Regions from separate parts of the Homo sapiens genome. Here region 1 is linked to region 2. The links are chromatin loops, found by intact Hi-C in ENCODE. Cell type or tissue: Calu3. All regions are shown on one strand. Links, peaks and the distances in the headings refer to the core of each region. The heading gives the core; the rest is flanking DNA. Region 1 has its middle 44 kb from the start of PRRX1. Region 2 overlaps GORAB (golgin, RAB6 interacting).

The links. Peaks named below come from ENCODE experiments on the same cell type or tissue, not always from the same donor. Only the 100,000 strongest peaks of a DNase experiment are listed, where the experiment ranks them.
Region 1: it touches region 2 in a loop (2.2-fold over the local background); 2 of 110 quality-filtered maps call a loop at or near these places.

The regions. Positions count from the first base shown.
Region 1 is chr1:170,610,851-170,628,450 of GRCh38, forward strand. No RefSeq gene overlaps it. Among named protein-coding and RNA genes, the nearest start is that of PRRX1, 44 kb to the right of the region's middle. RefSeq lists an enhancer at 8,051-9,250. In Calu3, for the core only: no CTCF peak of the experiment used is centred there; a DNase peak (open chromatin) is centred at 8,551.
Region 2 is chr1:170,533,121-170,544,815 of GRCh38, forward strand. It overlaps GORAB (golgin, RAB6 interacting), which reads left to right. Exons shown (of 5, transcript NM_152281.3): 2 at 6,090-6,447; 3 at 9,371-9,472; 4 at 11,585-11,695. Among named protein-coding and RNA genes, the nearest start is that of GORAB-AS1, 6.4 kb to the left of the region's middle. In Calu3, for the core only: no CTCF peak of the experiment used is centred there; a DNase peak (open chromatin) is centred at 5,081.

The DNA.
Region 1 (17,600 bases), core at 4,794-12,793, 81 kb after region 2:
GTTGATAGGCTATCAATTACTGCCTCAATTTCAGAACTTGTTATTGGTCTATTCAGGGATTCATCTTCTTCCTGATTTAGTCTTTGGAGGGTAGATGTGTCCAGGAAATTATCCATTTCTTCTGCATTTTCTAGTTTATTTGTGTAGAAGTATTTATAGTATTCTCTGATGGTAGTTTGTATTTCTGTGGGATCAGTGGTGATATCCCCTTTATCATTTTTTACTGTGTCTATTTGATTATTCTGTCTTTTCTTCCTTATTGGTCTGGCTAGCAGTCTGTCTATTTTGTTAGTCTTGTCAAAAAACCAGCTCCTGGAATCATTGATTTTTGGAAGGGTTTTTCGTGTCTCTATCTCCTTCAGTTCTGCTCTGATCTTAGTTATTTCTTGTCTTCTGCTATCTTTTGAATTTGTTAGCTCTTGCTTCCGTAGTTCTTATAATTGTCATGTTAGGGTGTCGAGTTTAGATCTTTCTCACTTTCTCCCATGAGAATTTAGTTCTATAAATTTGCCTTTAAACACTGCTTTAGCTGTGTTTCAGAGATTCTGGTATGTTGTGTCTTTGTTCTCATTGGTTTCAAAGAACGTATTTATTTCTGCCTTAATTTCTTTATTTACCCAATAGTCATTCGGGAGCAGGTTGTTCAGTTTCCATGTCGTTGTGCGGTTTTGAGTGAGTTTCTTAATCCTGATTTCTAATTTGATGGCACTGTGGTCTGAGAGACTGTTATGATTTCTGTTCTTTTGCATTTGCTGAGGAGTGTTTTACTTCCAATTATGTGGTCGATTTTGGAATAAGTGGTATCTGGTGTTGAGAGGAATGTATATTCTGCTGATTTGGGGTGGAGAGTTCTGTAGATGTCTATTTGTCCACTTGGTCCAGAGCTGAGTTCAAGTCCTGAATATCCTTGTTAATTTTCTGTCTCATTGATCTGTCTAGTATAGACAGTGGGGTGTTAAAGTCTCCCACTTTTATTGTGTTGGAGTTTTTATAGGTGTCTAAGAACTTGCTTTATGGATCTGGGTGCTCCTGTATTGGGTGCACATATATTTAGGATAGTTAGCTCTTCTTTTTACATTGATCCCTTTACCATTATGTAATGCCCTTCTTTGTCTTTTTTGATCTTTGTTGGTTTAAAGTCTGTTTTATCAGAGACTAGGATTGCAACCCTTGCTTTTTTTTTATTTTTTGCTTTCTCTTTGCTTGGTAAATATTCCTCCATCCCTTTATTCCGAGCCTATGTGTGTCTTTGCACGTGAGATGGGTCTCCGGAATACAGAACACTGATGGGTCTTGACTGTTTATCCAATTTGTCAGTCTGTGTTTTTTTTTATTTTGTTATTGTTGTTTTGTTTTGTTTTTTGAGATGAAGTCTTGCTCTGTCACCCAGGCTGGAGTGCAGTGGCACGATCTTGGCTCACTGCAACCTCCACCACCTGGGTTCAAGCAATTATCCAGTCTCAGCCTCCTGAGTAGCTCGGATTATAGGCGCCAACCACCACCCCTGGCTAATTTTTTGTGCTTTTACTAGATATGGGGTTTTGCCATGTTGGGCAGGCTGGTATCGAACTCCTGACCTCCGATGATCCACCCACCTTGGCCTCCCAAAGTACTGGGATTACAGGTATGAGCCACTGCACCCGGCCCAGTCTGTGTCTTAATTGGGGCATTTACATTTAAGGTTAATATTGTTATGTGTGAATTTGATCCTGTCATTATGATGCTAGCTGGTTATTTTGCTCATTAGTTGATGCAGTTTCTTCATTTTGTCAATGGTCCCTACATTTTGATATGTTTTTGCAATGGCTGGTAACAGTTTTTACTTTCCATATTTAGTGCTTCCTTTAGGAGCTCTTGTAAGGCAGGCCTGGTAGGTTACAAAATCTCTCAGCATTTGCTCATCTCTAAGGATTTTATTTCTCCTTCCCTTATGAAGCTTAGTTTGGCTGGATATGAAATTCTTGGTTGAAAATTCTTTTCTTTAAGAATGTTGAATATTGGCCCCCCTCTCTTCTGGCTTGTAGGGTTTCTGCAGATTGATCTGCTGTTAGTCTGATGAGCTTCCCTTTGTGGGTAACCCGACTTTTCTCTCTGGCTGCCCTTAATATTTTTTCCTTCATTTCAACCTTGGTGAATCTGACCACTATGTGTCTTGGTGTTGCTCTTCTTGAGGAGTATCTTAGTGGTGTTCTCTGTATTTGCTGAATTTGAATGTTGGCCTGTCTTGCTATGTTGGGGAAGTTCTCCTGGATAATATCCTGAAGTGTGTTTTCCAACTTGGTTCCATTCTCCCCTTCACTTTCAAGTACACCAATCAAACAAAAGTTTGGTCCTTTCACATACTCCCATATTTCTTGGAGGCTTTGTTCCTTCCTTTTCATTCTTTTTTCTCTAATCTTGTCCTCACAATTTATTTCATTAAGTTGATCTTCAATCTCTGATATCCTTTCTTCTGCCTGATCATTTCAGGTATTGATAGTTGTATATGCTTCCCGAAGTTCTCACGCTGTGTTTTTCATCTCTATCAGGTAATTTATGTTCTTCTCTAAACTGGTTATTCTAGTTAGCAGTTCCTGTAACCTTATATCCAGGTTCTTAGCTTTCTTGCATTGGGTTAGAACATGCTTTATTAGCTCAGAAGAGTGTGTTATTACCCACCTTCTGAAGCCCACTTCTGTCATTTCATCAAACTCATTCTCGGTCCAGTTTTGTTCCTTTGCTGGCAAGAAGTTGTGATTCTTTGAAGGAGAAGAGGCATTCTGGTTTTTGGAATTTTGAGCCTTTTTGTGCTGGATTTTCCTCATCTTCATGGATTTATCTACCTTTGGTCTTTGATGTTGCTGACTTTTGGATGGGGTTTTTGTGTGGGCATCCTTTTTGTTGATGTTGGTGCTATTGCTTTCTGTTTGTTAGTTTTCCTTCTAACAGGTCCCTCTTCTGCAGGTCTGCTGGAGTTTGCTGGAGGTCCACTCCAGACCCTGTTTCACTTGGTATCACCAGCAGAGGCTGCAAAACAGCAAAGATTGCTGCCTTCTCCTTCCTCTGGAAGCTTCATCCCAGAGGGTCACCCACCAGATGCCAGCCAGTGCTCCTCTGTATGAAGTGTTTGTCAACCCCTGCTGAGAGTCATCTCCCAGTCAGGAGGCATGGGGGTCAGGGACCCACTTGAGGAGGCAGTCTATCTCTTAGCAGAGCTCAAGGGCTGTTTTGGGAGATCCACTGCTCTCTTCAGAGCTGGAAGTCGGGAACGTTTAAGTCTGCTGAAGCTGCACCCACAGCCACCCCTTCTCCCATGTGCTCTGTCCCAAGGAAATGGGAGTTTTATGTATAATGCCCTGACTAGGGCTGCTGCCTTTCTTTTGGAGATGCTCTGCCCAGAGAAGAGGAATCTAGAGAGGCAGTGTGGTTACAGTGGCTTTGCTTAGCTGCAGTGGGTTCTACACCCAGTTTGAATTTCCTGGTGGCTTTGTTTACACTATTAGGGGAAAACCACCTACTCAAGCCTCAGTAATGATGGACGACCCTCCCCCCACCAAGCTTGAGCATCCCAGGTCAATTTCAGATTGCTGTGCTGGCAGCGAGAATTTCAAGCCAGTGGATCTTAGCTTACTGGGCTCCATGGGGTTGGGATCTGCTGAGCAAGACCACTTGGCTCCCTGGCTTCAGCCCCCTTTCCAGGGGAGTGAACGGTTCTGTCTCACTGGTGTTCCAGGCACCACTGGGGTATGAAAAAACTCCTGCAGCCATCTCAGTGTCTGTCCAAACGGCCACCCAGCTTTGTGCTTGAAACCCAGGGCGCTGGTGGTATAGACACCCAAGGGAATCTTCTGGTCTATGGGTTGTGAAGACTGTGGGAAAAGAGTAGTATCTGGGCAAGATAGCACCATCCTTCACTGCACAGTCCCTCACAGCTTCCCTTGGCTAGGGGAAGGAGTTCCCCAACCCCTTGCACTTCCCCGGTGAGGCGACGCCCCACCCTGCTTCTGCTTGCCCTCTGTGGGATGCATCCACTGTCTAACCAGTCCCAATGAGATGAACTGGGTATCTCAGTTGGAAATGCAGAAATCACCCACCTTCTCTATTAGTCTTGCTGGGATCTGTAGACTGGAGCTGTTCCTATTCAGCCATCTTTGATAAAGAGGGGGCTGCATTTAAATCTATGTGTCTCCTTCAGCAGCTATGTGGAGTGTGCTATGCATTATGACCTGTCTTCTTCTCATGAGCTGATAGGCTCTCCTCAATTGATTATTTTTCATCACAAGTAAACTAGTTATTTAAATATTTCAATTTACTATAAGCCTACCCTATAGTAGAAGGTGAAGCAACCTTTACAAATAAAGGGCTGGCCCTTGTTGAAGTACCATGTGAAAACCCTCCTGCTGTGAGCTATTCTTTTCCAGTCCTGGGGACAATGAAAGTTCAACCTGCTTTGGTCCTCAGTTCTTTAAGGTCAGAAAACCAGGCACCTTCAATGGAATGAATGCCAATCTTCTTCCAAGGATCTATGCTGTTTTAGAAACAGAAACTCTTTTTCAAGATCCGCAGTCTTATAATCTTCACCTTGAGGATCTCTGTTTGATCTCCAGGTTCTCCCAGACTACACAGAGAAAAAAAAATCCCTATATAAGTTTTCTCCTTTGAGTCCAAAGTCCAAAACTCCTTTGAGTTTTGCCAGCATGAGAGTGTATCAATCAGCTTTAGTGGTCTTGAAGCTCAGAAAGCAGAATAGACCACGGTTGAAAGAAGAGGGAAAACAAGCTACATTCAAGTTACCAGTTTGCTAGAAACTTCCTACTATATTTGTAGAAATTATTGAAATTGAGAGGACACAGTAAGAGAGTGATGGGCACTGTGACATAGTGGGGCACTCCATCCAATTATTGCCAAGTGGGAAGGAAGACCTTGTGTTGCTACATCTCTCCATTTTTTTCAAGAAAAATCATAAATCTGGAATTTTATTTAATATCTTTTCTTTTCAAAATATTGAAGATTTGTGGAATTGTTTTTGCAAATACTGTGTGAACCAAACCAAACTTGTCTTTAGATTGGATTCAGCCTGCAGCATCCTAGGTTAGGATCTCTAGAGTAGATGGTATTTTGGATAATAGATGGACATCTCTAACTTTTAAATTCTGTATTGATATGGTTTGGCTCTGTATCCCCGCCCAGACCTCATCTTGTAGCTCCCATAATTCCCACATGTTGTGGGCAGGACCTGGTGGAAGATGATTGAATCATGGGGGTGGGTCTTTCCCATGCTGTTCTCACGATAGTGAATGGGTCTCATGAGATCTCATGGTTTTAAAAATGGGAGTTTCTCTGCACCAGCTCTATTTTGCCTGCTGCCATCTACGTAAGATGAGACTTGCTCCTCCTTGCCTTCCACCATGATTGTGAGGCCTCCCCAGCCATGTGGAACTGTAAGTCCAATAACCTTTTTTTTTTTTTCTAAATTGCCCAGTCTTGAGTATGTCTTTATCAGCAGCATTAAAATGAACTAATACACATATGATGGAAGGCAACTGTCATGCTTTCTCCTTAGGCAAGTTCCTTGGAAACAGAGGCATGTCCTCTACTTAGTTTTTTATTGCCAAATGTTCCAAGTATAGCAGAAAGTAGACACAGGACGTTTCGTAGGTGTTTGTGGAATGAAGAAAGGCAATGCTTGGTGCCAGTGTCAGAGACTAATAGGTGACTGGTCTGACTTTTGTGAATATAAACAGTACTGCAGTAAAGGAAGCTACTAATGTGGCAACTGAAAGTGTGAAGAGAGATGAGATATAGTGTCATGAACAAAAAAATTCCCTGAAATTGATTTCAATTAAGGTAAGCAGAATATGAAAGTATGTGCCTTCTGCAAAACCAGAATATTTTCAAAACTTTCAGCTGTCCAACTTACCTGTGGCACGGAGCTAGCTGAACGATGAATCCTGCTTAATGAGGAATACAAGAAGTTTTGTCCCAACCATGAGGATTTGAAGATTTTATAGTATGACAACCACCTGTATGCAAAGCTTTGTCTCCTGTGGTATAACCTGAAGATGAACTCAAAACCATGAATTTTCATTTTTTTCCTATTTGCCATGCTTCTCAAAGAGTCTCTTGTAGGGAAAGGAAAACAATGAAATCATTATCCTATATTTTGCAAGCACAGAGTCTGAATACTATAATAGTGAAGAAATGATTGCCTGGAATAACAACTCAAATGTGATTTCAAAATATGAGAGAGAAAGGCCAAAAACAGAATTTGAATTGCAAGCCTACTTAATTGTTGATTGGGCTCTAATGGTCTGTTCACTGTACTACTGCCTATATGAACATGAGCCCTATTCCTAATTACAACCCATTTTTGTTGTTGTTATCTAGATGACATCAAGATGTGTGGGATTAAACAGACAGTGCCATGCATACTGTGTAATGATTGTAGCAAAATGCCATGTTTTCTCAAGACCGTGGAGAGAGAGTGATTTCCTCAGTCAAAATATCAATGGCTAGACTTTCAAGGCTGCTACCATTATACTGTTGTCATTCTGGAAACAACAACAACAACAAAATATCACTCTATTGAGTCAACAGACTGTCTTGAGCTTATCTTCAAACTCATATTATTTTACTCTGTAATTTCAAAATTTTTATTAAGTTTCTCTCTGGGAGAGTTTGAAACATGAGTTTTAAAACAGATTATTATTAACATCAGACTACTGAGTTCACTTATAGGAATATAGAGAAATAACACTACACATTTATATATAATCTGTCTACTTTCAAAGAAAGGATTTGAAGTAGGCTCTTCAGAGTAAATGAGCTAAATACAATCAGCTTTTTCTGTCTGGAAATTCAAGAATCTAACGAGTGCACCCAAAGAATGGCAAACATAGCATTTTCTTCAGGACTGTCACAGTGCCCTGCTTCCAAAGGATACGACACGCAAAGAGTTCACAGCTGTGCTGTCATCGCAAGTTTAAATTTAACACTGGTGATATCATAACCATGGAATATAATTTTTTAAAAATATCACAGCTGAATTTTTAGATTACTTAGTATCATTAAGAAGTGAGCTCCACCAGGCTTGATAGAGACTACTGACATTTAAGAGCATACAATGAAGGAAATTTATTTAAAAATCAGCTGTGTCACATACTGTGTTAAGACTTTCATACCTATGATCTCACTTAGCCTCACAACAACCCCGTGAGCTAAGTAGCATTATTCTTATTCTGTACACTAGCAACTTAAGATTTGAAGAGGTTAAATACCTTCTCCAGGATCACACAGATGGTAAATGACTGAACAAGGAGACTCACCCAAGTCTTCCTGATTCCAAAGCATGTGCTCTTTCCATTACACACGGAATGTTGGGAATTCAGATTATATTTCGTTTTGGCCTAGGTTAGAGACCTGCTCTGGACATTTCTCAGGAGTCAAATAAAATAGAGGCTAATGAAAACAGCAAATTCATCTCCTAACAAAGGCTAACACACCTCAGTAGCAAAGGACAGGGTCTCACTAATGGAATAAAAATTATGACATGACCAAATACTCTGTTCTCAGCCATTCCTTCTCATAGATGCAGTGATCTCTTAAAGTCCACCGCAAGTGTTCCTTCCTATGTCCTTTTTTTAAAAATAAAATTATTTCTCTGGGAGACAGGAAAGAATCATATATGAGATAAATTCACACTCAAGTGCTTAGTGACTAATCTTTCTTTCTAAGAAGAAAGGCAGTCAACACATTTTTGGTGTGTGAAGATGATGTGGCTGAAAGCAGAATGGAAATCTGGAAAGGAAATGAAAGAACACTCTGTCTTTTTCACTTTCTGCTTAGGTCAAGTCCTAGACACAGTACTTGGAAAAAGAAGAGAAAAGGAGATTCTGGTGTTGTTTTTTTCTTGAGTAGTCTGGAAACTTGCAATGGGTCAAATTTGCAGTCATGTTCTTGATTTGAAAGATATCTACCTGAAGATAATCGTAGTTTTAAACATTTTATTTTAAATGTTTTAATTTAAATGTTATTTTAATGTTAAAGCATTGGCATCAAGGTTTTTTCTAAATCCTTTGCTTTTACAATTTTAGTGGTACTATACATGAAAGAAACACTTTGAAAACTTAGGAGATTTCGTCCTTTCATACTTGCGAATTTGACTTTTGAACTATCATTAAGTCTGAAGTCCAAATTATGGAGTTGACTAAGACTGATACTAGATAAAAAAGTGTGCAAAACCATGGGATTAAAAAACCTAGTGAGTTTTTCTGTGTCATTGACGTTCCTGCTTAACTGAGTATTGGAGAGTATTACATAATTAAACATAGGATGTACCACAGATCTTAAAAGTCAATAACAAGATTCCAAGCACTGTCCATAGTTGGTAAAACACAAAGTTCCACTTTAAAACAACATTTTTCAAAGCCTCTCAGAAATTAGTCTGCTCTCAGGAAGTCCTGCCGAGGGCCGTCACAATGAGACAAGCTTATGGAGCTGGCAGCCATCTTGTGCAGTGAGAGACGAAGTGTCTGGCTCTGAGCCAAGGAAAGCCAAAGTGATCAATATTACATCCTGAAAGCACCAATGGATCCTTTGTCCCAGAACTAGCGCTTCTGGGAGATGTGCCAGAAGATTCACATGTGCACATATGTGCACACACAGTAACATGATGATTCAGGAAATTCAGTCATATGGGAAGATCAAAAGCACAGCAGGATATTCCTGTGACTCTGGCATTGGTCAGCAATACTTCAACCTCCACATCCAAATATGAAGGCAGCTTAAAGAGCCTGCAGATGGAAGACAAACAGAAACTTGAAAAAATGTACTAAGACGGCTTATTTTTCTCCTGTTGTCCTTACACCTACCGTGAATACTCTGGTGCCTTGCCAGTCACTCCTGCACCACTTTGAAGTTTGAGTCTGTCCCTGAATCCTACAGAGTGGATGCCAGCCTGGCCTGATCTCACCTCTTTAAGCCTTCTGCCTCCAGCATGCTCACAAGTGTTTGGAACATGTATTGGGGATAGAGGGGAATATGATCCCAGACCCAGGTCCAGAGGGCTACTAGAACATGTCATGTGTCTGGCATTGAACAAGATCACATTGCCAATTTAAAACCATCGAAGTGATCTCAGTTTTCTTGGGAAAGAAAAAAGAAAGACCATGTGCCTGATGAAAGAACAATGAAAATATAACTTACACACATAAATATCATCTGCCTGAAAATCCAGGCCATATTTGGGATCAGAAAAATATATTTTAAGTGGATAGTATTAACAGAAGGGCTTAATCAGGCACTCTTGCTACTGTTGTCTTTATGGATAAATTTTAAGGACAGGTGGAGTCAGGCAGGAAGTAAATATTCAATTTAGAACATTTTCCTACATTTAATATCTGCCTCTCTCATCATGTTTGCAATTTTTACAGTCTTTGTTATGAATAGCTTCTCATCACATTTCTAAGAGGGAGATCATCATAATTACAACCTTATGTTATGGCAGAGCAGAAAGAAGTGACTTGGCAAAGGTCATGTGGCAATACAATGTCCTAGACAGGAAGGGAACTGATATATCTGGAAACTATTGTGAGTTGTGCATTCCAGTGTGCATGGCAGAAAGCAAGGCTCAAGTTGCTGCAGCCAAAGCTTAGAGCTTTTTCTGAAGCATGAGTGCTTGGTATAGGTATCACCAAAAAGAAAAAGAAATTAAACTTTAGTAGTATTAACTTGAGCAAAATCCCACTGGAGAAATTTCCAAATTACTGTTACTATTATGGGTATTAGGAGTAAGACAGAGAAAGGATAAACTGCCCTTTAATAATAGAATATTTGATTTGGCATTTAAATGGTTACAAAATCTACTCTTTGGCAACAATTTACCCTGTGCAAAAGTGTTATATTAATTCAGGTAAGGATGGTACCTCCTTCATGAGACTCTCCAGGGGTTCTCTGTGTTCTTGTATGGTCCACGTGGCTATATAATCAGCCAACACATATCCTAGGATGCTGCTTTGCAGTAGGAATTAGATGCTTAAATAATTTTAGAAATGAAATATCATGAAGTCTATAATTTCTACACAATGAATGAGTCATTTGCAGATCCTTATAGTTATTCTTTTCCCACCAAAAAGTTCAAGAATAAAAATCCCCTATCTCCCACCATAACATCAACAAGAATAAGATTGAAAACTCAGAAGAGAGAAACAAAGAGATTCATAGTTAGTATTTTTTCAGAAAATACATGTTTCCCAGTAAGCAAATCTCCTTATAAATATAATTGATTAAAAATGAAAAAAAAAACTCTGAATTTACTGTATGAACTTTGGAATATTTAAAATGGAGAAACCAAGAATTTTCTGTAATCAGTATTAAAATTCTGACATATAGAAGTAAAAATTTAAATAACAAGGTATAGGACAAGACTTTTATTTGATACAGGAAAGGTCTTACTGGAGGAGAATATGACCCAAACTGGATAAGGACAGACACATCTTCCTTGGCCAGATCTGACAAGTGGCTTTTCCCAGTTGTCTCACAAAAAAGAATTACATATTAATAACCCATATGCTTTATGTTTCTAATATTTAAAAAAGAGGTGATTGTAAAATATTTCAAACAACAGAAAATAGTACACTATCACCAGCCATATTTTACATGGTTTAGTATCTTATCATATTCGCTTTAGATCTAATTTTTTGTTGCTGGGCGCGGTGGCTCACACCTGTAATCCCAGCACTTTGGGAGGCCAAGGCAGGCGGATCACTTGATGTCAGGAGTTTGAGACCAGCCTGGCCAACATGGTGAAACCCCATCTCCACTAAAAACACAAAAATTAGCGGGGCCTGGTGGCAGGCGCCTGTAATCCCAGCTACTTGGGAGGCTGAAGCAGGAGAATCGCTTGAACCTGGAGTGTGGAGGTTGCAGTGAGCCAAGATCACACCACTGCCCTTCAGCCTAGGTGGCAGAGTGAAACTCCATCTGACACACACACAAAAAAAGACCTTCTTTGTAAGAAAGAAGACATAGCAGATATATTAATATTTGAAGGGTACAATAGAAGACAATCCTCTCCTGCAATTCCATTTCCTTTTTTCTCTCCATGTTAGTACCTGAAATTGGTGTGTATTTTGTTGTTGTTTTTATACCTTACTACCTGTAGATGTATCAGCAATCATTATGTAGTATCGTTTGCACATTTTAAAATTTTACTTAGATAATATTATGTTGTTTTACATTTTTGTATGATTTTACCCTACCATAGTTATTAACATTTATCCAAGATAGTATATACATATATATATATCTTCTAATTATTGTAACCACTAAAACTAGTCTACATATGTATATGTGTGGGATGCCATTTAATGATAGTTCACTATTATTACTTTTCATTGTTGTACTTTTTATTTTGCATTTCCTTGATTATAGGGAGATTGATTTCCTTTACTGTGATTTCTCTTTTCATATCTTTTGCCCATTTTTCCCACTGGATTGTTTGACTTTGTGAAATTAATTTCTAGCAGTTTATAATATATTCTAAATGTCATTTCTTTGACAATTATATGCCTTGCAAATAACTTCTCTCTACTATGTCTCTTTAATGATTTATAGACTGCTGTATATAATGGCACATCTCACCTCAATTCCTTAAATCAGCCTCATCCACTATACATAGTTGATGCCAAAAAGGAAATATTACAGCAACTTCACTGTGCTTTTCTATCAACCTCATTCTTGTTCAACTTCAGTTATACCTTGCTTCTAGCCCTTGGCTCTGTTTTTCTTTGGCCTCAAATCCAATCTTTTGTATGACATTTGAACTTGCATATCCAAGTTTTTATATTCTGTGCTTCCTGAAAATGTTGTTCAGCACTCAACCTTTGTCATCTCATCTTTTTCCTTCTTGTGTAGATTCTCTGGATCTTATATAATTTATATCCCATGCTTTCATGATTGTGATAAGCTAGATCCTTTGGTCTAGCATTGAAATTTCTCTTAAATGCTAAATCTTTAATAAATGAATTTGTTTTCTTCAGACATATATTTCTATCATAGATCATCTTATTAATGTATTTTATGACTTCTTTATTATCTGTTTCCCTCCATTCCATCCTCCTACAAGAATGTAAACTTTATGAGAGCAAGAACTTTGTCTTTTCACCACAGTATTTTCAATAATTTTTGAATGCAAAAATGAATCCAGATAATGTTCTTTGCATGATTTCTTATTTTTGGAAACCCAGCACAAGTCTTTCTAACTAAGGTTCTATACCGTTCTCACATCATAATATGTAGCTAGTCAATCTTCATTAATTATTTTTGTTGTAATTTCGTTATCAGAGCACCTTTGATAAGTATGGCAGTTTTAAAACATGACTGTAAATTATTTGTCATTTCTCCCATAAAGAGGTCCGATTTGTGTACTCATTCTTGATTTGGGTGAGTTTGTGGTGCCACAGGATTTTTGAGACTGAGTCATAAAAAGTCATGCAATTTGCACCGTGTTTGCTGGAACACTTGCTCATGGAATCCTGAGTCATGATGTGATAAGTCCAACAGCATATCCTGAGGCCACCATACTGTGAGGAAACCCAAGCCATATGGAGAGGTCACATGGCAACATGCAGATCACATAGTCACATGTAGGAGTTCTAGGTGACAGTCCCTGCTTAGCCCAGGCTCTGATTTATTCCTGACCAGTTCCCAGACATGGAAGAAGCCTCTAAATGATTCTGTCTCTCAATTGTTCAAGTCACTCCCAGTCATTTAAGTCTCTTTAGCTGAGTCCACATATACTATGAAGCAAAGACAGAACATGTCCACTGTGCTCTGCCTGAATGCTAAATGCTACCCTATACAAAAAGGATGCCAAATTAATTTTGAGGCCAAAATTCTATTATGGTAGAGTGAAAAGACCAGATAAACCACGTTTTAAATTAAAATGTATAACCAAGCTGACAATAATTTGGATTTGTTGCAAACTAAAACTCCACCTTAATAGATCAACTATCCAAAGAAAAAAATCTTGTTTTCTATACTTTTTGGCTATTATCACAACTCAAAGTGATAGAAGAAAAATAAAAAATTGAAGACTCCAGCAAATATGTTTCTAAGATATCTGATTTGAACAAATCATCCTGGAAGAATACTTTATAAATTTAACCATCATTACAATACCCTCAAGCCCAAAAGCAGTCTAGAGCTTGGGTAATGTTGGCCCAAGAGTTCATTATAATGATGGAATCTATTGCGTCAATACCAAAATCCCCAGCAAAGACTCTTAATATATAAATGGATGAAGGTCAGTACAAATGAACCCATATTCAGGACACTGTCAGCTCATGCTTTACATATCACTCAGGGGCATTTTATTCTACTCATTACTGTCTTCTTAAAGCTCTCCTCTCCTTGGGAATCTGTGACACTATTCTAGTGGTTTTCCTGCTCCCTATCCAGGTTTTTCTTCTAAGTCTTCTGTGGACACCTGTTCCTAATGCTACTGCAAGCACTGTCTTCAGCTGTCGGTTCTTATCAAAGTCATTCACATGAGTGGCCTAATCTACCATATACATGCTGACGACCTTCACATGTCTACCTCCAATTCAGATTTCTCTTGAAGCTAAACACATAATCTGCCCCCTTGGACATATTCCCTTAAAGATAGAATCTTCTTTCTCCCAAGGCTGGCTTGCTGCAGGTGTACTGGTCAAAGCCTAGGAGCCACCCTACCTCTGGCTATGTGTGTTGACTTCAGACCAGAGTGAATGTGCATGGAATCTAAGACACATTTCAGGGCCTGATCCTGGACTGGACATGGCTGTGGGTCCAGGAAAAGGCTGGGTCTCCAGTAAATTTTAGAGGATCAACAGGAATTTTGAAAGCTATCTACAAGGCTTCTTGTAGAAATGCCTAGCTTGATGGCCTATGGAAGCTTTAATGTTTTCAGAAATTGACTTTGTTCTTAGACTGCAGGCTATATGACAATTTTGTCTATTTTGCTTAACATTGTATATCCAACACTTAACAGATTGCCTAATCTAGGATAGGCAGACAATATTGACTGAAGAGATGAATGTATGAATCAATGAGTGAATGAAATATTCTCAGAACTGTTTTCCTCCCAATATTCCCTGTTTTTGGAACGGTGACATCATCTCTTTCCATTTTCCCAAGCCAAGAACCTCAAAGTCATCCTAGATCTTCCTCTCCTAGCCCTCACACGACTGTTTGATCATCAATTCTGTCAATTCTACTTTCTGACTATCTGCCCCTCCTCCCCATCCCCATGACCATTGCCTGAGTTTATCACCAACCTCTTCATCTTTTACATGGCTATCAGAAAGGTAATTCTAAACACAAGTGCCACTACGTCACATCCTACCCAGCTCTGCCACTGAGCTGAATGACTTTGGACAAGTTACTTAACCATGCTGAGTCTTGCAGCAGATTGTGAGGCTTAAACAAATTAATAAAGGTAAGCTATTTAGAACAGAGCCTGGAATAAGGTAACAGTCAATAAATGTTACCTAGTGCTTTTGTTATTATAATCCACTATTCTTCAATAAACCTGATTTGTCTACAGAAAAACAAAAACAAAGGCCAGGCACGGTGGCTCACGCCTGTAATCCCAGCACTTTGGGAGGCCAAGACAGGCGGATCCCCTGAGGTCGGGAGTTCAAGAGCAGCCTGGCCCACATGGTGAAACTCCATCATTACTAAAAATACAAAAATTAGCTAGGCATGTTGGCGCATGCCTGTAATCCCAACTACTCAGGAAGCTGAGATGGGAGAATCACTTGAACCTGTGAGGCAGAGGTTGCAGTGAGCTGAGATCACGCCACTGCACTCCAGCCTGGGCTTCAGAGTGAGACTCTGTCTCAAAAAAACAAAAACAAAAACAAATAAACAAAAGTCAATCCCTTTGCCAAGCATGTAAGACTTTTCTTACCTGACTTCCACTGGTCCAGCCTCATTCCCCACTCTTTTTCTCTAAATGTGGGTGATACCGAATCACTTTGCATTTTCTTTTCTTTTTTTTTTTTTTGACTCTGTCCGCCAGGCTGGAGTGCAGTGGCATGATCTTGGGTCACTGTAGCCTCGGACTCACAAGTTCAGGAGACCCTCCCACCTCAGCCTCCTGAATAGCTGGGACTACAGGCCTGTGCCACCACACCTGGCTTTTTTTTTGGGTAGAGACAGGGTTGCACCATGTTGCTCAGGCTGGTCTGTAAGTGATCTATCTGCCTCGGTCTCCCAAATTACTGGGATTACAGGTATGACACCACCCCTGGCCACTTTGCATTTTTGATACATGTCATGCTTCTTTATACCTTTGCATACACAGTTATCATCCCTTTGTAAACTCCTCTCACATTTAAATTTCAGTTTTAATGCTGTGTCCTCTAATGAACTTTGCCTGACATCTTTAAAGTCAGATGCTTCCCTGAAAGTGACACTTAACTTGTGTATATGACACTCATGTATTTCAGCTCACTGTATTAGTAAATTTTCAAGCAGCATTTCTCTAGCTTTATTAAATTGTATACTTCTTTTGGGGAGAAATAATTCTTTTTAACTTTGTTCCTTTTTTCTATTAATAGTAATAGAGTCTAACATTTAGCATACATTCAATAATTGTTTGTTGAACAAATAAAGCACCCTATTATTAAACCATTAGAAATGACATATTATTGATAGGAAAATAATGTATTGAGTAAATAAAAAAATCCTTTAGAATTTATGATTCTCTTCTGAGAAAAACTTTAGTTCTGTATATTTAATGATTTAAGTAGGTAAGCTCATCTTTTGAAGACGATCCATAGTTAATGGTATTTTACTGTCATATGTTTCTTCTCTAACACTCTGCCTTTCTTTTTCTTTTTTTTTTGATGGAGTTTCACTCTTGTTGCCCAGGTTGGAGTGTGCAATGGCGTGATCTTGGCTCACTGCAACCTCTGCCTCCCGGGTTCAAGCGATTCTCCTGCCTTAGCCTCCTGAGTAGCTAGGATTACAGGTGCCCGCCACCATGCTCGGCTAATTTTTTTGTATCTTTAGTAGAAACGGGGTTTCACTATATTGGCCAGGCTGGTCTCGAACTCCCGACCTCGTGATCCACCCACCTTGGCCTCCCAAAGTGCTGGTATTACAGGCGTGAGCCATTGCACCCGGCCCTGCCTTTCTTTATGTAGATCCAAGTATCTATCATGTCATGTTTCTTCCTTCTGAAAAAATTCTTTTAACATTTCCTGCAAGGCAGATCTGCTAGTGACAAATTCCTCAGTTTTTACTTGTTGGAGAAAATCTTTCTCTTTTAGTTTAGAAGAATGAAGAATTCTAGACTGGTGGTTTTTTTCTTTTAATACATTAAATATTTCACCTTACTCTCTTCTTGTTTGCATGCATTCTGAAAATAAGCCCAATGTAGTTCTTTTTTTGTTTGTTTTTCTTTATTTCTTCTAAAAAAAAAACAAAATGGGATACATGTGCAGAATGTGGAGGTTTGTTACATAGGTATATGTGTGCCATGGTGGTTTGCTGCACCTATTGACCCATCCTCTAAGTTCCCTCCCCTCATCCCCCACCACCAAAAGGGCCCTGGTGTGTGTTGTTCCCCTCCCCATGTCCACGTGTTCTCAGTGTTCAACTCCCACTTATGAGTGAGAACATGTGGTGTTTGGTTTTCTGTTCCTGTGTTAAGTTGCTGAGGATAATGGCTTCCAGCTTCATCCATGTCCCTGCAAAGGACATGACCTCATTCCTTTTTATGGCTGCATGGTATTCCATGGTGTATATGTGCCACATTTTCTTTATCCAGTCTATCATTGATGGGGGTTTGGGTTGGTTCCATGTCTTTACTATTGTAAATAGTGCTGCAATAAACATATGTGTGCATGTGTCTTTATAGTAGAATGATTTATATTCCTTTGGGTATATACCCAGTAATGGGATTGCTGGGTCAAATGGTATTTCTGGTCCTAGATCCTTGAGGAGTCACCATACTGTCTTCCACAATGGTTGAACTAATTTACACTCCCACCAACAGTGTAAAAGCGTTCCTATTTCTCTACAGCCTTGCCGGTGTCTATTCTATTGTTTTCTGACTTTTAAATAATTGCCATTCTGACTGGCGTGAGATGGTATCTCATTGTGGTTTTGATTTGCATTTCTCTGATGATTAGTGATGTTGAGCTTTTCTTCATATGTTTGTAGGCTGCATAAATGCCTTCTTTTGAGAAGTCTCTGCTCATATCCTTTGCCCAATTTTTGATTTTTTTTTTCTTGTAACTGTAAGCTCCTTGTAGATTCTAGATATTAGAACTTTGTCAGATGGGGAGATTGCAAAAACTTCTCCCATTCTGTAGATTTTCTGTTCACTCTGATGATAGTTTCTTTCACTTGCAGAAGCTCTTTAGTTTAATTAGATCCCATTTGTCAATTTTGGCTTTTGTTGCCATTGCTTTTGGCACTTTTTTCATGGAGTCTTTGCCCATGCCTATGTCCTGAATGGTATTGCCTAGATTTTCTTCTAGGGTTTTTATGGTTTGGGGCTTTACATTTAAGTCTTTAGTCCATCTTGAGTTAATTTTTGTATAAGGTGTAAAGACAGCGTCCAGTTTCAG
Region 2 (11,695 bases), core at 1,936-9,935:
CACTCTTGGTACCTTAATTCAAATACTTTATTTTGGTAGCAAATGAAGTAAACCTTTTGTTAGCGTTTGTGGGGAAATTGGATGTTGCTCTGGTAGCTTGTGCATTTTTAGCATAAATATGAGAATAATCTAGGGCAGACAAGTGGGAAAAGAAGTAAATTAGTAAGATAGGGCCAATGTAGATTATATCGACTGGGGACATTTTGACTGGTCCAGGGGACTTTAAAAACTCTATCATAAAGGTTAGGCTAAGCTATGTAGTTAACTGACTCTGTGTTGCTTGATATACTCAAATTCTTTTGCTTTGTGTTTTCAACATCCATTCACATACTTTGATATACAGGGTACAAGTGCCCTGGCCTCTGGTCTGACTCCAGTAGACTCATGAGGAGACAAACCACAAAGTTATGTGATAGTAGATATTGCAAGAACTTGCTTCAGAGACAAGAGGAACCTCACTCTGCCGGGGATTGGATGGAGCTTGGGAAGATTTCACAAAGTTTGTGTGTTAGCAGAGGCGCATTTTCCAGGGTAAAGATGACTTAATATAAAAATCTAAATTAAACAACATATTCATTATGTAGAAGTATATTTTGAAATATCTTTGCAACCGGGGGTAGATAGAGGATGGTGAGGACCTGAACTTCAAGGCCCACTGTAGTGTGGAAACCAAATCGCTAGTCCGTGACCACCTCGAGGACGGAAAATATCTTAACCTCCTTGTATACCCGTAGCTAAACACAGTGATTGGCATATAGAACTTCCAGCTCTTCCTCTAAATCTTTTCTCCTTGGATTCCTTATTTGTAAAATTAGAGGATTTGGCCCTTTAATTTTAAAGCCATTTCTAGCTGTTCTCTATCTTTAAAAATTTATTGAATAATTTAGGAAGATGGAGTTGGTTGCCAGGAAAAATAAGGACAGTAGTACTCTGGAGACCCCTGTATGGGCATTGAGGAACATAGTCAAGAAAGTTGTTAATAGTCTTGTTTATAATATTAAGAAGTTGGAAACAACCAAAGTGTCCATTAACAAGGGAATGGATAAATAAATTGTGGTATACTCATCTAGCGGGCTACTGTACAGCTGGTGGGAATATATTAGTATTAACTGTAGCCACATGCATTAAAATGTTTGTTAATACAGTATATGTAGTTACACTTGGCCCTTGAACAACACAAGTTTGAACTGTGATGGTTCACTTATACACAAATGTGCATTTAAAAAATACAGTATTTGGGGGATGCAAAACCTGAGTATATGGAGGGCCAACTTTTGGTGTATGTGGTCTTCACAGCGCCAACTGTGGGACTTGAGTATGCACAGATTTTGGTATACATGGGGATCCTGGAACCAATTATCCTCATATACCAAGGATCAGCTAGCTGTATATATAATATATACAGTCACGCACTCAATAACAGTATTTCAGTTAGCAGCGGACCACATATATGGTGATGGTCTGGTAATATTATAATACCCTGTTTTTACTATGCTTTTTCTATGTTTAGATACACAAATACCGTTGTTACAGTTGCCTACAGTCTTCAGTATAGTGACATACTGTACAGGTTTGGAGCTTAGGAGCAAAAGGCTGTACCATATAGCCTAAGTATATAGTAGGCTGTACCATCTAGGTTTGTGTAAATACACTCTCTGATGTTTGCGCAAGGACAAAATTGCCTTACAACACATTTCTTAGAATGTATCCCTTTGTTAAGTGACGTATGATTGTATATAGTGGGGAGGCGTGGGAATGTGATCAGGGAGAGGGAATTTCAGAGGTATTGGTATTTATGAAATCAGGTTAAGACAAGTTAAGCTAAAGTAACAAATAGCCCTAATAAGTCAATTGTTTAAAATAAAGATTTGGTTTTCACTCGTTTCATGTTTAATGTGGGTTTGGCAGGTGACTGTGTTGCACAGTCACTCCGTTTTTTGGTGCTGTCTTGTAGGAGTTTACCATAGTAGGAAGAAAAGAAGATTGAAAATTGAACATTGGCAATTAAATCCTTTCACCAGTAAATGACATGTGACACTCCTACTTTTATTTACCAAAAGCAAGTCATATAACTTGGGAGACAGGAAATAAATTCTCTCTTCTAAAAGGAGGATTATGTCTATCCTTAAAGAGTAGTTACTTCTACTACTGTCATATTTTATTTCTTAAACTTTCTTTTTAATCATATAGGTTGGAAGACTGAGTGTGTGTGTTTATGAGTGTAACACATGCATATATTTGATGTATGGTCTATTTCATAATGAAAAATTGGAAGAAAACAGTACAGCCACATGCTGTCAATTTTTAGTTAAATTATTTATTCAGAAGAGTTATTCTTCATACTGATTCTTTGCCAGTTACATTATGAATATCTTCTCCCAGTTTTTAAGTTATCTTTTCACTTTTATCTTTTTGATGAACAAAGTATTTTATTTTTTGAGACTGGCTTTCACTCTGTTGCCCAGGCTGAAGTGCAGTAGCACGATCATAGTTCACTATAACCTTGAACTCCTGGGCTCAAGCGATCCTCCTGCCTCAGACTTCCAAGTAGCTGGGATTACAGCTGTGTGCCATTACACCATGCTAGTTTTCTTCCTTTCTTTCTTCTTTTTTTTTCTGTAGGGATAGGATCTTGCTATTTTGCCTAGGTTGGTCTCAAACTCCTGGGTTCAAGAAATTCTTCCTCAGCCTCCCAAAGTGCTGAGATTACAGGCATGAGCCACCACTCCAGGCCTTAATTTTAATGTATTCAAATATGTCAACCTTTTTTTAATAGCCAACATTTCCATGTCTTAAGAAATTAGTTTCTTACTATACTTAGTATAGTAGTTACAGGTGTGAGCCACTGCACCCAGCCAGTATTCTTGACCTTCTATCTTTTCATATAAAAATTTTAATAATTTTACCAAATTTAATGGAAAACCCATTAGGAATTTTGATTGTAATTGCATTGAATCTTTAGATCAATTTCATCTTCATATTATTAACATTGCCACTAACGTGGTATATGTCTCCGTTTATTTAGTACTTGTTTAAATTCTCAATAAAATTTTAGAGTTTTCCCTATAGAGGTACTAAACATCTTTTTGTTAGATTTGTTCCTAGATAAGTAATAATTTCTGGTATTGAAATATATTCTCTTTAATTGTATTTTCTAATTGTTTTCTGCTGATATATAAAAAATACAAGACAAAAGAAAAGTCAACAAAAGACATGAATAGATATTTCCTAGAAAAGGAAATATGAAGAGATGCTCATCACCACCAAGGAGCAGAGAATTACAAATCAAGAATACAGTGAGGTACTATTTTACACCCATTTGATTGACAAAAATTAAAACATCTGACAGTATCGTGTATTGAAGAGAAAGTGCATCCACAGGATCTTATACATTACTAGAGGGAGCACACTTTGGAAAGCATTTTCACATTTCTTCTAAAGTTATATTTTGTGACTCAGTAGTTCTTAGATAATATCCAAAGCAAATTCTTGTACATGTAAAATAAGAGACACATTATTGAAATTTACAAAAGCAAAAACCTGTAACCAACCTAAATGTCTATCAGTGGAAGAAGATCAATAGACTCTGGTTTATTCACACAATGAAATGTTATACAACAAAATGAATGACTGCTGAAACATAGACAATATGAATGACTATTGACAGTGTAATATTAAGTAAAACAGATGTACAGCACAAAACCCTTTTTATAAAGTCAAACAACTAAGTAAATACTTTTTAGAAATATTTGTAGATGCAATATGACTATTAGAGAAGGAAGAGAATAATCAACATATGATTCAAATGATAGTTTTCTGAGGTGGAGGGAGCAGGGCTTAAATAAAGGATATGGAGTATATATCACAAACTGGTAGCCCATTAGCTTAATTTAACCCAAAAATGTATGTGGCTTTTCAGCTTTGCCTCCTTTCTTTCCCCTTCTTTCTTTTTTCCCTCCTTTCTTCCTGCCTGCCTTCCTTTCTTTCCCTTCTTCCCTCCCTCCCTCTTTCATTCCTTTCTTTCTTCTTTGTCTCTCTTTCTTTTATCCAATCTTTACATTTCTTTTAGTTAATAATGGTGATAATCATTGTGTTATTTGCTAAGCCAGCTATACCTGTTGCCTTTGTTTGGGGGTAGGTCCATGTACTAGGTTAGCCATTGCATTGTGAGCAGAAGTGTTATGTCACTACTGGGTCAGCAGTTAATTGCTATAGCAAGACCTTCCTGACCTCTCTCTTCTCCTTGTGTTGTGGTGGCCAGCAACACTGAATACTGACTGTACAGTCAGCCTAGAGCCTTGAGAGACTAATCAGCAGAACCTCTCTGTTAGCCTTTAGTTGGCACTTGGCATTAATGAAAAATAAACCTTTGTGGTTTAAAACCACTAAGATTTGCCCCTACAGCGTAATCTAGATTTTCCTGATTGAAACAGTTCCCTACATTTAAAAATCAAGATATTTTACATAAAAGTCTAAATTGTAATCATAAAAATCAAAATATCTGGCTATGGTGACCTAAATTTTTTAATGATAGCAATTGACTAAAGGTGACTCGGAATTTGCCCCCTTTACACTAGACTTACGCTTCTCAGTTCACCACAGTCTCCTTGATATTTGCAGCCCCTAATACAGAGTGTGGGAAGCAATATGTTCTGTGTTTAAGTGGCCTGATTTGCTTATTGTTTATTGTTTAAAATTAGCATTTTCAGTCTTATAGGTAGGTTCTGTAAAAATGCAAAATAAAATAGAAGTTACTACCTGAATTTCAGAGGAACTATTAATAATTCAGCTAATGAGTTCAACAGGGAGATAAGCAGGCTAAGTGACATTTTTTGATGGTGTGAATAAAGATCAGAGCCAAGAATGTGTTCCTGTTGCAAGATACAGGATACTTTGTGTTTCTGGCTAAAGTCAACAATAACATTTGCTTTTGATAGTACTTCAGTCTTTTAAAAAATATTTTCTGTACATATCTCATTTAATTCTTACACCAACTTCATGCATTAAGTAGAGCAGGTTAATTTTCAACCAGCTTGATAGATGAGGAAACTAAGGTATTGAATAAATAATTGACTTACCTGAGGTCACTGAGCTGGGCAGAAGCAAAGCTGGAATTGTGACTCTAGAGCTTTTAACTATACTTTGGGAAATTCAAATAATAAGCTTGTTTTGCTTCAAAAGTCAATATGCCAAATTTGAAAGTCCCATTTGAGTTGTTCATTTACAAGAACTGATAACTTCACTTCCCAGGCATTTAAGAGAGAATGCTATTTATAGATCTTATGAAATATAGTATGAATGTGGGTCAGATTCTCCAATTGTCTGCCCTAAGATGTTAACACTGGCATGGACAGTCCAAAAAGTATAATAGAAGTGTTATTATTTATAACTTTAAAGATATTTCCCCCCAGTTGTTTTATCTTCTATTGCTTTACTGAGGCTACTATTAAAATCAGTTTGAATGCATTGATTAGAGCCTGACTAGGCTTCGGGGAGTACAACCTTGGATTGTTCTGTAGGATGAAAGACAACAATTTAAGGTTAACTAGCATTCCTAGAAATAAGAGACTTCACTCAATTACATGCCTGTTATAGCATCTGAATATGTATCACATATGTACCAAATTGCCCTAAAAGCTGTTAAAATTTAAGAGAGGGTAATCCCATTTGAAAATGCAACCACCATTTTGTTTCAGTAGAGCAGACAGAACCATAAATCAAATTTAAAACCAGATAATTCAGTCACCTCCCTGATTTGGTCAAAATTAGTTGCTTTCTTTTGACAACTATGAAATCAAGTTGAAAAAGAAACTTCACTTTGTGACCTAAGGCCTAACTCACTGATGGACTTTCTCTGAAGATAAATTAAGAGATGGGGCAGTTTCTGTTAAATATTAACATTATGATCTGAAAACTATTGAAACTCTACAGGAAGATGGCTGTTTTTCCCCTAGACTTTCAAGATAGAGAATGGGGTAGGAGAACCACTAGAATTATCAACGTTTAATGTTAATTTTTTATTTTCTTAGAGGAATTATAATTATTTGCTGCCCACACAAAGGAATTTTCCTCTATTTTCTTTTACATAGATCCATTTGAACCACAGCGACGTCTCCCCGCGAAGAAAAGTCGACAACAACTTCAGCGAGAAAAAGCCCTTGTAGAGCAAAGCCAAAAACTTGGGCTTCAAGATGGATCAACCTCATTACTTCCAGAGCAGCTGCTTTCAGCACCAAAACAGAGAGTTAACGTTCAAAAACCACCTTTTTCTTCCCCTACTCTTCCGAGTCATTTCACTCTCACCTCCCCCGTTGGTGATGGACAACCACAGGGCATTGAAAGTCAGCCAAAGGAACTGGGACTTGAGAATTCCCATGATGGTCACAACAATGTTGAGATTCTACCTCCAAAGCCAGATTGCAAATTGGAGAAAAAGAAAGTGGAATTGTTAGTAAGTCTATGTGAAAAGTCCATGAGACTTTTCATTTAACCCGTTTTTTCCCAATGGGCTTTAAGGAAATATAATTTGTTTATTTTAACATTTTCTCTCCTTTATATTCATTCAATCATAGGAATGTGATGTATAAACTATTGAAAAATAGCTACTGCCTAAATATAAGCTGGACACAGGCATTCTGTATGTTTTATGTTCTTTAGTCTTCATAACAGCCTTACAATGCATGTTTATTATTTAAACTTTATACATGAGGTATCTGGGACTCAGAAAAGATGATACCTTTCTAAAGCTAATACACTGCTAGTAAATAGTAGAGATTTACAGATAAGTCTGTCTGGATCCAAAGTTTATGCCTTTTACACTGAGCAGAAGCAGTTCTTTTTTTCTTTCTTTTTTTTTTTTTTTTGAGATGGAGTCTCGCTCTGTTGCCCAGGCTGGAGTGCAATGGCGCAATCACAGCTCAGAAGCAGTTCTTATATGCATAGTGCCTCTGCCCAAATTGACCCCTTTTTTCAACTTCCAGACTATTTCCATTGGCCCAGAAATTGGAACTTGTGGAGAGACGTGAAGGGATGGTCAAAGGAGAGAGTGTAGGAAATTTAGGGGACTAATGATATAACTCAGTTCATCATTAGATTTCTTTTTATTTATTCTTTACTGTCTTTGTATTAGAAACAACCTTCATAATTTAGCTACACTGTTCTTGTGGAAGATGCCATTTTTTGATTTGCAAATTCTTAGAATTTTTTATTTGATAGCTTGTGTTTTAATATATACTCTTATTTCTTTGTTTGCTCCTGATTTATCTCTCACAGAGAAGGAATGACATTTTTCTGTTTTCTCTTTTCTGAGTTCTTTTCAAAGTATCTTTTTTTTTTTCTAATCTCTGACATCTTTTTAATCTCTGCTGATCCAGATTCTATCCTGTGAATTTAAAATGTTTCCTGTCCACTAGGGGTTTACAACTAAGAAATCATTTTGACAAGAGTTATAAAACCACATGAATTATGAAACCTATATTGAACAAGTGCATACATTAAAGTGTCTCTAAGTGTAGTTTACTAACAAAGGCCGGAGACAAATAGGAGGTAAGTTTACATTGAGCTGGACAATTTGGATTGGATGTTATAGGGAAACTTATTCTTTTTTTGGATACTTGGAAGAATTTTCATAAAAGACCTGTAACCTCAAACCATTCACGTAAAGGAGAAATTTTGAGGTTTTAAGGAGGAGAAAGGAAAGCTGTGTCCTAGAGAATGTTCAGAGATGATACCTCATTTCTCTGGGAGAGGTGGCAAAGGATAAGCCAGAGAACAGTAGAGAATTAAAGAAATGAGGAAGGAGGACAGGCGTGGTGGCCCACACCTATAATCCCAGCACTTTGGGAGGCTGAGGCAGGCACATCACTTGAGGCCAAGAGTTGAAACCAGCTTGGCCAACATGGGGAAACCCTGTCTCTACCAAAAATACAAAAAAATTAGCTGGGCGTGGTGGTGCATGCCTGTAGTCCCAGCTACTTGGGAGACTGAGGCACAAGAATTGCTTGAACCTGGGAGGTGGACGTTGCAGTGAGCCAAGATCATGCCACTGCATTCCAGCCTGGGCAACAGAGCAAGATTCTGTCCCAAAAAAAAAAAAAAAAAAAAAAAGCAGAACTGAGGAAGGATCAGAAGCAGAAGCAGGGGATGAATAAGTAGAGAATTAAAGAAATGAGAAAGGATCGGAAGCAGGGGATGCCTTCCTTCCTAGCAAGTTCACTAATGCAGCAAGTTACCATGAAGCTCTCTGAGGGCTAAAGGCCGCAATCAAAATAAAGGTTAGAGAAATCCCAGGTGTCAATATTGTAGATCATATGCAAGAGAGTGCATAGTGAGCTGTGGAACTAAGGCGCCTGGTGAGGAGATGCCTGCAGTAGTAAAAGTGAGAAATGACCAGTCCCAGCACTAAGGTGGAAGGTGTAGAAATGGAGAGAGAAGGACAATTTTGGAAGGGGCTACTAGATTTGGGAATAGAGGTATGTGATATAATGGCTGTAAGAAGTGACAGTAATAGGAATAAATAGCTTTGCCAATACCTTGTTTAATTTGAGTTGACATCAAGCTCATGACTTTATGGGAAATTTTAATGTATTTATTTTAGAATTGGACAGATTGTAAGACAATACATGTTTTCACATCTTTGAATTTTTTTCTTTAGCCCAGCATTCCAGTCTTAGCTCTTAGTGTTTTACTTTGTTTAAAAATGTCCAAGTTGGGCTGGGCACAGTGGCTCACACCTGTAATCCCAGCACTTAGGGAGGCAGAGGCGGGAGGATAGCTTGAGCCTAGGAGTTCGAGACCTGACTGGGTAATATAGCGACACCCTGTTCTCCACAAAAAGGAAAAAAGAAAGACAAAAAAAAGTCTTAAGAGTTGGGAAAAAGTGAGCAAATTGAAAGAAAATATTAATATATGAAATAAACATTGGTTATTGTCTGAAACATGTTAAGGTGGTGGAGACTTTATAGAAAACTCTAAAAGGTATAAATAATATGACATCAGCTACAAACCAATTTTTATTAATCTCCATTCTGCATATAATACATAATTAACTTACACAAATTTCTTTGTACTCCTAAACACATGCCACAGTATTCTGGCTTCCAGTTTGTGGATTCCTAGATTATATATATAATGGATTTCAGAGGTCCAATTTATGTAAGCCTCTTTACTTTAGATCGTAGTCTTTGTTCCCATTAGAGCAAAATAATGAACTGCAGATGGGTTTCTTTTAAGAGGACTTTTGAAAGAACATATACATAAATCTTCTTGATTAAATTTTATACTTAGAGGACTGAGACTGGTAAGGTGTTGGATAGGGTAGCAGTTTCTTTTTCTTTCATAAACTCATTTTTATGCTTTTTTTGCCCCCTAGGCAAGAAAAATCTCGTTGGGAAGTCCTCCAACAAGAACAACGGCTAATGGAAGAGAAAAATAAACGTAAAAAAGCTCTTTTGGCTAAAGCTATTGCAGAAAGGTGAGGCACCTGAACCAGGAGAGGCTGTTTGTAACCTGTAACCAGTTGTGTCATGTGTTATATTTGTTTTCCCATGTCTCTTTTAATAAACTGATATTTTTTCTTCAACCATTACTTTTAAGACTAACTAAACAAATTATGCTTTATAAGTGATACTGAAATACTAGTTATAATTTATTAAAGAGAACTTTTTAAGCATAGAGCATATTAAATTTGTAAATATAGTTGCAGTTTTAAAGACCTTCATTAGTGCTCCCAGTTTTAACCATCTACACATTCATAAGGGAAGCAGTAAATAGCTATCAGTATATGTAAATTAGCAACAAATGCAAGTTTTAATTTTTATGTGGGGAGGCCTTAATCATTTGATGTGTAGAGGAATAAGGTTTTCTACATAAGTGACATACTCCCATGAATCTTAATTGGATTTCCTATGGGCATTTTTCTTAAATAATTTGCCCCGCCTCCACAAGTAGAAGATACATGATATAGTTTAACTTTTTATTGATGACTCAGGGTCATTATTATGAGCACTGTGTGAGATTCAATTTTTCTTTCACCTTCCAGTGTCTATCAGCAGCCCCTTCACATTTACTGCATTGTACCAGCCGCACACAACAACATTCCCATTGGAATCATTCTTCCCATCCCCCACCACTCTTGCTGAGTTTGTAGTTTCTGTCTAATCTCCTGTGGCCTTAGGAAACTAAACTTAGTCAATATATCCATGGTTGTGAATAGTGAAAACTAAATGCAAGGAAGTACATTTTCTTTTTAGACTTCCAGAAAAGTCTGTCAAACTGTTACTGCTTGAAGCTAGAGTATGTGTAGGGGCAGGAGAAGAGGGAAGAAGGTGATGGGTATAAGAGTAGTTCAGAATTTTGTCTGCCAGAGGAGTGAGTGTAGTTGAGAAATGGTGATTTTTCTTTTTCTACTACTGGTACACCTTGATCTTTCTTGAAGCATAGGAAATAATGCAACTCACTGAGTTACTATGTTTCAAAGGAAAAAACCAGCAGATAAAAGAGTAGTGCCCTCTTTTTTTTTTTTTTTGGTAAGTGATTATTTAAAAATAATTAAAGCATTTTAGTAGTCTTCAATTTCTAAGAGATGGGAAGGCTGTTTTCTGTGGTTTTACAAAAAGATGTACAGGCTCAGCAGTTCTTCTCATAAGTGCTTTTGATTTTAGACAGCACCAGTATAAACAGAAGTGTAAGGAAATACAACGTTTGAACTATTAATAAATGGACAATGAAGTACTTGACGTAAAAGAATCATACTGTTAAGTGAAGTTTTGTAGGCAGAAAGGAAGGGTAAATGCCTAAGAGTAGAAATCAAGAGAATGTGCTATGTAACATGGTGGATTTATGTGGGGATTTTTCTTCTTCCTTCACAATGTGTGTGAAAATTTGAAATGAGTGAAATCATGATTAAAGGGTTGCTTTTTTATTTGTTTGTTCCCTTTCTTAAGTATATATTGTACTTGGGAGAGGGGATTGAGAAATTATGAGGTTGGATGTGCTTTTAAATAAGGAAAATGAGTGTTTTGATGTTCAGCTCCATAAAGAATTTTCGTAACTAGTAGTTTTCCTAGAGAACAAGAATCAAAGCAATAAAAGTTTGGGGAAATGGGTCCCAAGAAAGTTAAAACTAAGTGGATGTTCTCAGATATATAAAGAGGTGTGGTTTAGTATAGACATCTATCTGTTCTTAATGTCAGGTAAGTATCAGACAAATGAAAATGGGCTTAGCAAGAGGAAGAATTAAAGACTAGAAATTTGGAAAGCTCTGTTGAATGTTTCAATGTAAAGGGAACACAGATATATTCTTTTAGTGTTTGTTCTCTTTACAGAATGAATATCAATCTAAAATGAACTATTTGCTGAGTTTTTTTAGACTTATTTGTTACTTTATGAAACATGCAAATATAAAATTTCAAAAACTCAAATGTTAACCAGCTTTTACTTTATTTCAATTTTTCTGATTTTTTTCTAACTTTTAAAATATAAATTATAAATGTATATGCAGTATCTTGCTTTTTCACTTACATTGTATATGGACACATGGTTTTAAAATGTTCTTATTTTCCCACTCACATACCTGATTTTCTAGATCCAAAAGAACTCAGGCAGAGACCATGAAACTAAAGCGGATCCAGAAGGAGTTGCAGGCTTTAGATGACATGGTGTCAGCTGACATTGGAATTCTCAGGAACCGGATTGA